3 separate regions of the Homo sapiens genome follow, and all the other regions are linked to region 2. The links are chromatin contacts, found by Hi-C or POLR2A ChIA-PET in ENCODE. All regions are on one chromosome and are shown on one strand. Each heading gives the region's core, a stretch centred on a gene start or an enhancer-like site at or near the end of the contact. The rest is flanking DNA. Distances are from core to core; before and after follow the strand shown.

Region 1 (3,719 bases), core at 827-3,326, 1.9 Mb after region 2:
GAGAAGGCGCATACACCTTAGAGACTGCAGATGCAGAGCAGGACAGGCATTTCTGATGACAGTCAATTAATGACTTTACAAATTTAAGTCCATCCTAACAAAAGCCCCTTAAGACCTAATTAGAGGTAATTTTTCTAAGTTTTTGTAAATTATTGAGGACTACAAATCTTAATTAGCTTCTCAGTAGGTTGTAATTTTTTTTTTTTTTTTGAGATGGAGTCTCGCTGTTGCCCAGGCTGGAGTGCAGTGGCACGATTTCGACTCACTACAACCTCCGCCTCCCGGGTTCAAGCGATTCTCCTGGCTCAGCCCCCAAAGTAGCTGGGATTACAAGTACACGCCACCACACCCGGCTAATTTTTGTATTTTTGGTAGAGATGGGGTTTCACCATGTCGGCCAGCCAGGCTGGTCTTGAACTCCTGACCTCAGGTGATCCACCCACCTTAGCCTCCCAAAGTGCTGGGATTACAGGCCACTGTGCCCAGCCTCAGGGGAGTTGTAATCTCCATTTCAGTCATATCAATTTAAACTTCACAAAGCTAAGATTACTTTTCCTTTTCACATCTGAGGAAAACTACATCTCAGCAGACAGGTAATTTGCCCGAGACTAAACAGCCAAGAGGTAAATAGAGTAGCCCCTCTTTCTAGGTAATCCACCCTGGCTCCACTGCCACCGGAAACTAAAATCAGTATCTCTGGGATAGGCTACACTGTTACAAGGTATTAGGTTAACCAAATCCAATTGCCAATATTCGACCTGACAGCTAGGCGTGGTCAGCCACTAGCCTCCCCATAGAGCAAGGCTTACCTCATGGCAGGCTCCTGGCTCCAATACTCAGCTGCCAAACATGATGCTGATTCTTCACGAATTTGCAACCTAGGTGAATATAGCAATTAGGTCACCGTTCAAACAAGTTTACTCCTGGGAACCAGCAAGTGGTGAAGACTTGACTGCAATCAGACAGGAGTAGTCTTCGTCAGTTATCGCTTCTGACGGCACTTCCTATTAGTGATTTCATCAGAGCAGTCAAGCACCTCACAACCCTCCAGTACTGTTCCAACCGCAGATCTAGACCCTACCTGAAACTTAAGCTAACCCTGCTACTGGAGACATTTCTTAACGAAGGAGTTTGTTTCTGCATTATCAGTTTGCTTTAAATGCAGTTCTAGGTTAGGACTGTGGCTGAAGCAGCCATCTCCAGTTTCTATTTAAGTTCCACCCTATGCAATGACATGATAACGTTACCCTAAAGTGTATAAAACACCTAAACGTAGAAAACTGTCAAAACGCCAATTTCCGTGCATTCAAGTGACAAAACTACGTTCCATGTTAAACCCTACACCAGAGAGCCTCTCACCTCGTGGCTACCCCGTCTTCAGCACTCTGCAGTGGGTACGCAATCTTAAAGAGGGAGTAAGGACAGGAATTCAGGGCAGGGCTCTGGCAGTTACGGTCAACTAAGTTGTAGAGGTTTCAGCGACTGCGGTCAGATAGACATTAGACGTCGTCAGTTATCGCTTCTGACGGCACTTCCTATTACAAGTATCATCAGGACAGTCGAATAAGTCTTCCAGTAATACTGTTACAATCTTACCGACGTACACCGCCCTCGGGGTACCCCAAACTGCAAGCCGACCCCAACTTACCCAGTTCTCTCGGGTTTGCACACCCCCACTGTGGGCCGGGGAACCGGGTCCCGGCCTTCGCAGACTCCAGGCTCTGGCAGATGTGGCCCTACCACAAAAGAGTGATCCATGAGCCTCAGCCACGGCAGCCGGATTCGGCCCCGCGCTGCCCTGCCAGGCTGTCCAATACCGGGCCGCAGCGCCCGCCGCGAAAGCCACGCGGGCGCAGGAGCCGGGGAGCCACGCCATCTCAACAGCTGCCCTCCGCCCTCTAGACAGGCTTCCCGGGAACATCTCCCCAGAGACCACAGAAGCTCGAGCTCTTTATTTGCTCTTGCCCCCCAGCTACTACTCCCAGATTCCTAGAGAGCCTACCTCCATAACAACGGGAATGAAAAGGTCACACCTTATGTGCGCCAGGCCCTTAAGGAGTCGGAATATCCCAATCCTCACAAAAGGAGGGGGACGCTGGCAAAGACTCATGGGAACTTTCCGCCAAGTAACGATTTAGACCGGCGCGCTACCCAGGACTCCCCCTCCTGTTGAGTCTATGGTCTCTTCCACAGCCCCGGGAATTCTGGGTCACAACACGCGCGGGGAGTTCCAGGGCGCCTGCGCGAGGGCTGGATCGCGCGTTTGGGCCCCACCTCCGCCACTCCTTAGCTGGGTGGTCTTGGGCCAATTACTCATTCTCTTTAAGCTTCCGATTGGTCCTCTAGTAAACGGAGACACCAGCGCCCCAGAAGATCACGTGAGATGACACACGTGAAAGCCTGTAGAGCTGTGGCACAAGGCAGCCATTCATCCTAGTAGCTCCTCCTGAATCTATTGAGCGTTGCCAAATACTCTCCCCACAGCTATTTCACCACATCCACGGGGCTTCTCAAACCCCTGCGCACTGGTCACCCTCATTACTCCTTTAGCACGACCTTTAGGGAACGAGCTGACGTCTTATCTAGATCCACGTCCATCCTCTGCTCGCCTCTGGGGTAAAGCTCTGCCCACCTCCTTTCCTCTCCTCATTCCTTGGGGCCTCCTCCACCTATGCCCCTGCCTCACCTTCCATGGAAAACTCTCTCTACTGTGGCTTTCCTTTCAGCCTATGAACATGCTCAGCTCTCTCCTTGAAAAAGAATCCATGCAACCACGTTTTGCACACACACGTTATACCAAGGGAAAGAAATTCATTTTGACTGCAAAAAACTGGGAAGACAATCATAAGACCTTTTGAGCTGGCCTCAGAAATAAGTGTAGGGTTTTTGTTGTTGTTGTTGTTGTTGCTCGTTTTTGTGTTTTTTTGAGACGGAATTTCGCTCCTGTTGCCCAGGCTGGACTGCAATGGCGCGATCTCCGCTCACCGCAACCTCTGCCTCCCGGGTTCAAGCGATTCTTCTGCCTCAGCCTCCCGAGTAGCTGGGATTACAGGCATGCGCCACCACGCCCGGCTAATTTTGTATTTTTAGTAGAGACGGGGTTTCTCCATGTTGGTCAGGCTGGTTTCGAACTCCTGAACTCAGGTGATCCGCCCGCCTGGGCCTCCCAGAGTGCTGGGATTACAGGCGCCCGGCAAGTGTAGGGTTTTATTTTATTATTATACTTTAAGTTCTAGGGTACATGTGCACAACGTGCAGGTTTGTTACATATGTATACATGTGCCATGTTGGTATGCTGCACCCATTAACTCATCATTTACATTAGGTATATCTCCTAATGCTATCCCTCCCCCCACCCCCAAGTGTAGGGTTTTAATGGAGGAGGGGGGCTTCCAGCAAGAGCCAGGTCAAGGGATCAAGCACGAGGTCTCTCGGCCTGCATGAATTTGGGGAGAGTGCTAAGGAGGGAGGGGCAACAGAGGTGGAGGGGAGGAGGTGTCTGGAACTGCTTGGGCAAAACCGTGGGGGTCTCGGGATGTCAGCTAGGGCATTCTGTGGGTACTGGGGAGCCTCTCAGGCCTTCAGAGCACAAAGAGGACATGTTTGTCTTATGTCTTAGGAAGGCCCTCTGGCTGCCCTGCAGAGAATGGCTTGGGAGGGGTGGGAATTGAGCAAGAAGCTCGGTAGGAAGAGAAAGCAAGAGAGGTGGCTTTAATGGG
Region 2 (3,605 bases), core at 175-2,674:
TGCTTTGATAAGTTTTGGGGTGTAGGCTGGTCTGCAGGTGTAAAGGTCTGTGTCGGCAGACTCATCAGGGTTAGAGGTAGTGGATGCCTGGCTGGCCTGATCCTGGATGTGCTCCATCTCACCAGGACACAAATCATGCCCCTTCAACTTCCGATGAGGGTATGAGCGGATCTGCTTCAGCAGGTCTTGATGTTCAATGATGGACTTCTCCACACTGGCCAGTTCATTGGCTTTCTCAATTGCCTGAGATGAGTAAAAGCCTTTGTCGTTGGCTTTCTTCTGGATCTCCGTTTCTGTGTGTAGCACTGTCCTGGTGTAATCCAAGTCTTTCAGCTTTTTTTCAAGTTCCCCAGCAAATGCCTTCCTGTTGCCAGTCTTCAAGCACTCAGAAGCTCTGGAAAATTCGGCTGAAAGCTCCTGGAACTGCTGCATGATTTTATGCTGGTCTGCAGAGATATAAGCCATGCAAAACGGCCTCACGAAGCCACGGGCCTCCAGGTCGTATAGGGTAAGGTGGTGCACGTATGCAAAGGCGCCCTCCTTAGAATCTCCCAGCACCACCTTGGAGTCCTCCACGAAGTTCAGCTTGGGGTAGGCAGATCCAGGAGGATGGCCCACGAAGGAAGCCTGGTAATCCACAGACATGATACGCAGGGAGAAGTAATTGAGATCAAAAGTGCCAAAAACTTTGGTGTCATTGGGGATGGTCAGTAAGGGTTGGGGTCCCACCTGCTCAGAGAACTCGGAAATAAGAATGAAGTCCCTCGAAAACTTGGCCCCGGACAGTTTTGACCAGGGGTTAGCACCCTGACTGGCGAAGGGGAAGAGCGGCACCGAGTACTCCTCAGGCAGGGCCGGCTCATTGTAAGGCTCTTCTTCATACTCTTCCTCTTTGGTGAAGGCCACTACGTCAGGGGCGCTGATCATATTTCCAGATATATGAAGAAAACATTGAGAGGAAGTGGGAAAGAATGCGGTGTTAATCGACGCGCAGAAGGCAGGCCTCCGGAGAAGGAAGTGAAGCCCTTACGGCCTTCTTTGCGACTCCCCGAACCCGGGGTCCTAGGCTGCTTCTCACACACCCGAGGAGAAGAACTCTAGCAGCCCCCTCACAGTTGTAGCTCCTCCGGAGCTCTCTGAGGCCTCATGAACGCCAAGGCCGCAGGCCCAACTGCCCTTCTCTTCTTCGTCCGGCGAGCGCGGCCAGCACAAGAAACCTGCTGCGAAATCACCTGCACTCTCCGGAACCCACTGCGACAGCAAAAGCCCCCGCTCTGAACAAGGCTTAACGCGAGGCTACGGGACGCCGCAGGGGTCAGCCAAGCGCTGCTGCCCCTCACTGCCCGAGGGCAGAAACCGTCGCGGCTCCTAGGACGCCACAACCCGGATCCTGCTACCGCGGCGCCGCCATCTTGACATCACATGACTCCTGGTGTCCGCGCCGCGTGACCCGGAAGCGTCCTCGTAGACTTCCGAGCAGGAGATTAAAAAGTCATGAGAAAGAGGCCTTGGATGGGAGTGTCTGGCGGCTCCCCGCAAGAAGGAGTCCGATTAACCAACCACTGCCGGGAAGGAGGGGAAAGAGGGGCGGAGTGAGACGGGGGCGGCGGGAAGGTGGCAGAGGGGAACGTGCTTGGACGAGGGGCGCGGGACAGTCTGGGAGTTGTAGTTCCAGGTCGCTGTGGGGCGCGCGCCTGGCGGAAGTAGCTGGAGAAGGCGGGCGGAAGTTCCACGCCAAGATACTGGATTCGGTGCTGAGGCGGCGGCTGCGGCACGGGAAAGGCTCAGTGACTGAAGCTCCAAAGGCCAGCAGGCTGGTGGGGACGTGACCGAAGCGAGGCTCTGGTTCCCTTTCGGTGGGCGCCATTTGAGCCTCATCTCTGGCTTCCCCAGGATGCGCCGGCAGCCGGGGAGCGGCTCCGGGCGCGAGGTCTGAGGATGATCTTTCCTGTCGCCCGCTACGCGCTCCGGTGGCTGCGACGGCCCGAAGACCGTGCCTTTTCCCGCGCCGCCATGGAGATGGCCCTCCGAGGCGTGCGGAAAGTCCTCTGTGTGGCCGAAAAAAACGACGCGGCCAAGGGGATCGCCGACCTGCTGTCAAACGGTCGCATGAGGCGGGTAAGAAAGCGCGTTCCGATCAGCTGCGTGCCTTAAGGGAGGCCCACCGAGCGGGACAGCGTGGTGGGCGCCAAGAATCGAGATGAAGGCGATTATCTCCCATTTCTCAGGCCTCACTGCCCCTCGTCTGGATTATTGCAGTGGCCTCCTGTCTGCTCTCGGACTGGAGTGCATTTTAAAACGTAGTTGATACATCTCACTCATTTGCGTGGAAACCTTTTGTTTTGCTTGCGCTTAGCAGGTTCCCAAACTTGTCTGATTCTCGGAATCGCCTCGGGCGCTGGCTGCCCTTCGGGTCTTGTGTGAGGCTGGGGAAGTGTGTATTTTACTGTTTTTCCCTAGAGATTCAGAAATTCATTTGGGAACTACTGACCAGATTCCCTTAACTTGGCATTCAAGCCCTGCCCGATCGTTCCCCAGCCAACCTAGCCCTCCCCATCCTGTGCCACAGCCACTGCATTCTACAGCCCTTGTGACTTTCCAGCCTCACAGTGCACACTTACAGCAACACGGTAAGGTTTGGGGATTAGATTTGAAGTCAGCCCTGTTCCTACCCGAATGAACTGATTCTGAGAGAGGTAAGTGGTAAGAATGTGTTCTACACACACGGGAGGCACAAACGCAAGGGAGGATAAGAAAAAGTTTCATAAAGGAGGTGCCACGGGAGACATAAAGAGCTGTCCAGGAAAATATCTCAGATAACAAAAGTAGATCCTGAAATGGTTTTCTGGAGAACTTTTCTAAGAGCATGGGTGGAAGTTCCCTGCTCATTTTTCTTTAGTTCCCAGGGTCCTAAGACCTGTTTCCAGATCAAGGATAGTGGGAGTGGAGCCAGGGTTGTGTGAATGCTGGCTGACAGCTTTACCTGTTTCCAGTGCTAGAAGTCCTGGTGACCAGCCCCAAGGTTTGTCTACTTCTAGACAATGAAGTAGACATTGAAAAATGGTTCTCCTACGCCTAACTTCTTATCCTTCAAGGCTCTGCTGAATTCATTCTCTCTCTCTCCCTTTTTTTTTTTTTTTTTTAAGCAATCCAGAGGTCTTGTATTTATCTATTTTTACCCTATCATACCATGAATCCATAGGGAATAGGTTCCAGCGGCTCAGGCTCTTTTCCATTGGTTCTCACAAAGTGTACTTCCCTCAATGGAACAGGCTGGCACTTCAGGTGAACCCTTTCTCTTTGACTTGCTTCTTTTTTGATCATTTTCCTTCACACATTTCAGGAAAGATCTTGGTTCTTAGAGTGCTTAATATGCTCAATAGAAACATTAATTCTTTGGGCAAGAATCTAGCCCTTGTTCGCAGCAGTGCCAACAGCATGCTGGGTAACATAGACTTTTCCAGTTCTGCCATGTAACATTTGTGGGTCATTCCCTTTTGAACAGTATGCATTCTCACGAAGTCCTCAATATCACCTTCATTGTAGATTCTGGTGTCTGTGGCCAGAGAAACTCCATATTTTTGTTTTGTTTTGTTTGTTTGTTT
Region 3 (3,639 bases), core at 977-3,476, 1.0 Mb before region 2:
TGGGATGCCCACCTGCTACTGCTTCTAACACCCTCACCCCAAAAGGCAAAGGGGTGCTGGCAGTGGTGGAGGTGCATCAAGCTGGGTCTGGTTGCTTGGATGAGGGTCTGTAGGAAGTCACCAGAAGGAGTGCCTGGAGGCCAGCCTGCCCAGCCCCCCAGGGGTGAGGACAGGACCCACAGGCTGTGGGCCCAGGGCAGTCTTCTCTCTCAACACCCAGGTGGAAGCCCCCTCAATTTGGAGGGAGGTACCAGCGCACAAAGCCTGGGAACTCGCACTCACTCACTCTCACACTGGGGCACCTGGGATCTGGGGATCAGGAACAAAGGCTAAGGGGGAGGAGGGGAGCAAATGCAAGCAAAGCAACAGGGCTGATGCCTAGGAGCCAGGAGCGGCTGCAGGGCCCGTGGGCGCTCAGAGGCCAGGCAGGAAAGTGGGTGAGTGAGGGGCTCACCAGAGACAGACACGGGCTTGGTGGTGGAGACTGCGCCCCACGCGTCAGAAGCTCTTTTCCCAGCACTGGAGGCAGGCTGCTGTGAAGCTGCCCAGGGGTCCGAGTTCTTGGGGACAGATTGTACGGTGGCTCCAGTGGGCACCCCCCATGGGTCAATGGAGGCAGCTGGCTTGGTACCTGTTGGAAGGCAGGGTCAGGGCTCAGAAATGCCTTCAGAGGGTCTGGGCAGCTGGGGTGAGAAGGGAAAAGGATACTGCCAGCCACACCAGGGTCTATGCCCTGTGCCAGGTGAGACAGCCATCAAAAGGGTACTGTCCCACGCCAGCAAAGAGGGACACAGCTGGGGCCCAGGGCCAACAACCCTGGTAAGGAAGCATGCTAGGCCAGGATGTCCCAGGATAACCTCTCCCTGTCCTCTAGTAATGACCAGAGGAAGCAGCTGAAAGAGGTTCTCTCCAAGCTCCCCACCATACAGGGGGCTTGCAAAGGGCTCCTGAGCTCAACCCCACTTCGATGGACTATCTGAAACAAACCTATCTCCCCACAGAATCCAGGCTCCCTCCTCAGACAAGGGGCCCCAGGCAGCCCTCCCACCTCGGCCCAGGCTCTGTAGAGGCACAGAGGCATCCTCTCCCCATGTGCTTTGAGTGGTTTCTGCTTTCTGACAGAAGCATATATAAATGGATGAGTCCTGTATAAAAAGGAATAAAACAAACAGCTACATACTTACCACCCAACTTAAGCAATAAAACACTTTCAAACAGGGAGTGACAAAATCAATTTAGTGGGTCACAACTGGCTTTAAAAAACAGAGAAAAAAATTTTTAAAAAAAGAAAAAACACACACAAAAAAACTAAAACATCTGAGTGCATCTAATGTTAAGTGTCAACGCTGTGATGTGCATCTTTATGTATAGACACAGATTTGTGTATACATGAGTACATATAAAATAAAACCAACATCTCCTTCCTTCTCGCGGAGCACTGCAAGTGTTCAGACACCACTGCCGCCTCTCAGGGACCAGAAAGTGCCTCCCCAATGACATTCCTACCCCAACCATTATGAACTGTTTATTAGCCTTTCTCTTGTTTCTCCTTCTAGTTTATCTTGTAGGGATACCTTTAGTTAGTTGTGCCTATTTTCTGAATACACACACACATATATATTATGTATATGTATGTGTGTCTAAATATGTGTGTGTATTCATTTATTTATCAGATAGGGTCTCACTCTGTCACCCAGACTGGAGTGCAGTGGTGCAATCACAGCTCACTACGCCTCCACCTCCCATGCTCAAGCGATCCTCCCACCGCCGCCTCCCAAGTAGCTGGGACTACAGGAATGTCACCACGCCCGGCTAATTTTTTTTCTAATTTTCGTCGAGATGGGGTCTCACCGTGTTGCCCAGTCTGGTCTCAAACTCCTGGGCTCAAGCAATCCTCCTGCCTCAGTCTCCCAAAGTGCTAGGAATACAGGTGTGAGCCACCATGCCAAGTCCCTATTTTCCGAACTTTATATGAATAGAAGCATTCTGTACACATTCCTTTGTGGCTGGCTTTGTTCACTCCACATTTTATTTGAGAGAGTCATCTGTGTTGAGGTGGAGCTGGAATTTGTTTTGTTCCATTCTATGAAAAAAAAGTCATGATTCCTCTGTTGAAGGATACTCGTTTGGTTTTGCTGCTTGTTCTTGTTCACATGTATACACGAGTTGCTGGGTCATGGGTACCTCTGCCTTCACCAAGGAATGCTACAACTATTTCCACATGGTGGCACGAGTTTATGTTCCATCCAGCAGTGGGTGCCAGTCTTGCCGCCCCAGGAGTTGCCTCATAACCTCTCTGATGCTTAGTATTAGCTTACTTTCCCATGTGTGCCAATCTGGTGGGCTGAAAAGTTATTTGATTGTGGTTTTGATGTGCATTTCCCTGTTCTTTAATGAGGCTGTGCATCTTTTCATATACTCATGGGTCACTCATGATTCCTCTCCTATAAGGTGCCAATTTGAGTCTTTTACCGATCGTCCCTTATGGTTACCTTCTTCTTGACTCATCCCAGCAGCATGGACTAGAGTCCATCCACTCCTCGCAGCATGGTATGCAGGGCCTCCTCTGTCGTAAGTCAAGTCTTTGTGGGCTTATTACTGGGCTCTCTACATTTACCTATTTCCGTCCTTGCACTTTTTTTTTTTTTTTTTTTTGAGACGGAGTCTCGCTCTGTCACCCAGGCTGGAGTGCAGTGGCGCAATCATCGCTAACTGCAAGCTCCACCTCCCAGATTCATGCCATTCTCCTGCCTCAGCCTCCCGAGTAGCTGGGACTACAGGCACCCACCACCACACCCAGCTTATTTTTTGTATTTTTTAGGAGAGACGGGGTTTCACCGTGTTAGCCAGGATGGTCTCGATCTCCTGACCTTGTGATCTGCCCGCCTTGGCCTCCCAAAGTGCTGGGATTACAGGCGTGAGCCACCACGCCTGGCCACTTGCACCTTCTTAATTATCCTCACAAACAGTGTTATGAGAATTCTTGATATCTGATACAGCAAATCACAATCTTGTTTTGGCTATTCTTGGCCCTCTGCTCTTCTGTAGTCATCTCAAAATCATCTTGTCAAGTTAAAAAACAAAAGTGAAGAAACAAAAATTAAATATTTTTGGGATTTTGGCCAGAATTGCATTGCATCCAAGATCAATTTGGGGAGAAGCATTATCATTACAATAGTGAGTTTTCCAAACCAAGATCACATGGTATCTCTGCATTTGCTTAAGTTTTAATATCTTTTGGTCAAATTTAATCTTTTTAATTTTTACCCTTTATCTCCCACAGATATTTGTACAACTTTTGTAAGATTTATTCCTAGGAACTAAGCATTATTTCTAGGAACTAGTATCTTTTAAACTTTTCATAGAAATCTATTTATTGTTATGCAGAAAAACTTTTGTATACTCTTTTGTACCCAGCAATCTTGCCAAACTGTTAATTAGAAGTCATTCCAATTATTGATTCTAATAATAATTCAAATAATTCTTAATTCTAATAACTTATCTGTAGAAATTTTTTCATGTTCTATGTACAATCCCATCACCTGCAAATGATGACTATTTAGTGTCTTCTTTCTAGTCCTTTATACTTTGTCTTTTTCTTGTCTTACTGCATTGGCTAGGATCACCAGTTACATCATC

Evidence for each region. A loop is a pair of places that touch in the nucleus more often than their neighbours do. ChIA-PET counts read pairs that join two places held with the same protein, here RNA polymerase II (POLR2A). Pooled maps may share reads with other maps.
Region 1: a map of CD4-positive, alpha-beta T cell shows a loop between it and region 2 (10-fold over the local background). The contact joins the promoter of SNHG29 here to the promoter of SMCR8 in region 2. A Hi-C loop is called at or near these places in 1 of 168 maps with a recorded cell type or tissue (CD4-positive, alpha-beta T cell) and 5 of 50 pooled maps. POLR2A ChIA-PET finds 5 or more read pairs at or near these places in 1 of 52 experiments (B cell).
Region 3: POLR2A ChIA-PET joins it to region 2 with 17 read pairs in activated naive CD4-positive, alpha-beta T cell. The contact joins the enhancer-like site here to the promoter of SMCR8 in region 2. POLR2A ChIA-PET finds 5 or more read pairs at or near these places in 2 of 52 experiments (AG04450 and activated naive CD4-positive, alpha-beta T cell).

What each region holds. Positions count from the first base shown.
Region 1 is chr17:16,437,344-16,441,062 of GRCh38, reverse strand. It overlaps SNHG29 (small nucleolar RNA host gene 29), which reads right to left and starts at 2,076. Exons shown (of 4, transcript NR_045025.1): 1 at 2,003-2,076; 2 at 810-878. It overlaps SNORD49B (small nucleolar RNA, C/D box 49B), which reads right to left and starts at 1,554; the gene lies at 1,507-1,554. SNORD49A (small nucleolar RNA, C/D box 49A) reads right to left here and starts at 1,027; the gene lies at 957-1,027. RefSeq lists enhancers at 871-1,772, 2,078-2,407, 2,468-2,657, 1,773-2,672, 2,673-3,574.
Region 2 is chr17:18,313,112-18,316,716 of GRCh38, reverse strand. It overlaps SMCR8 (SMCR8-C9orf72 complex subunit), which reads right to left and starts at 1,424. Exons shown (of 2, transcript NM_144775.3): 1 at 1-1,424. The coding sequence starts at 927. It overlaps TOP3A (DNA topoisomerase III alpha), which reads left to right and starts at 1,723. Exons shown (of 19, transcript NM_004618.5): 1 at 1,723-2,118. The coding sequence starts at 1,939. It also overlaps the pseudogene RPL21P121. RefSeq lists enhancers at 1,364-1,413, 1,103-1,626, 1,754-2,103, 2,114-2,203, 2,151-2,674 and a silencer at 1,554-1,603.
Region 3 is chr17:19,325,703-19,329,341 of GRCh38, reverse strand. EPN2 (epsin 2) reads right to left here. Exons shown (of 11, transcript NM_014964.5): 8 at 455-631. Among named protein-coding and RNA genes, the nearest start is that of MIR1180, 17 kb to the left of the region's middle. Within about 2 kb of position 2,226, at least 6 of the 41 ENCODE cell types and tissues checked have a DNase peak (open chromatin) inside an H3K27ac peak, as active enhancers do.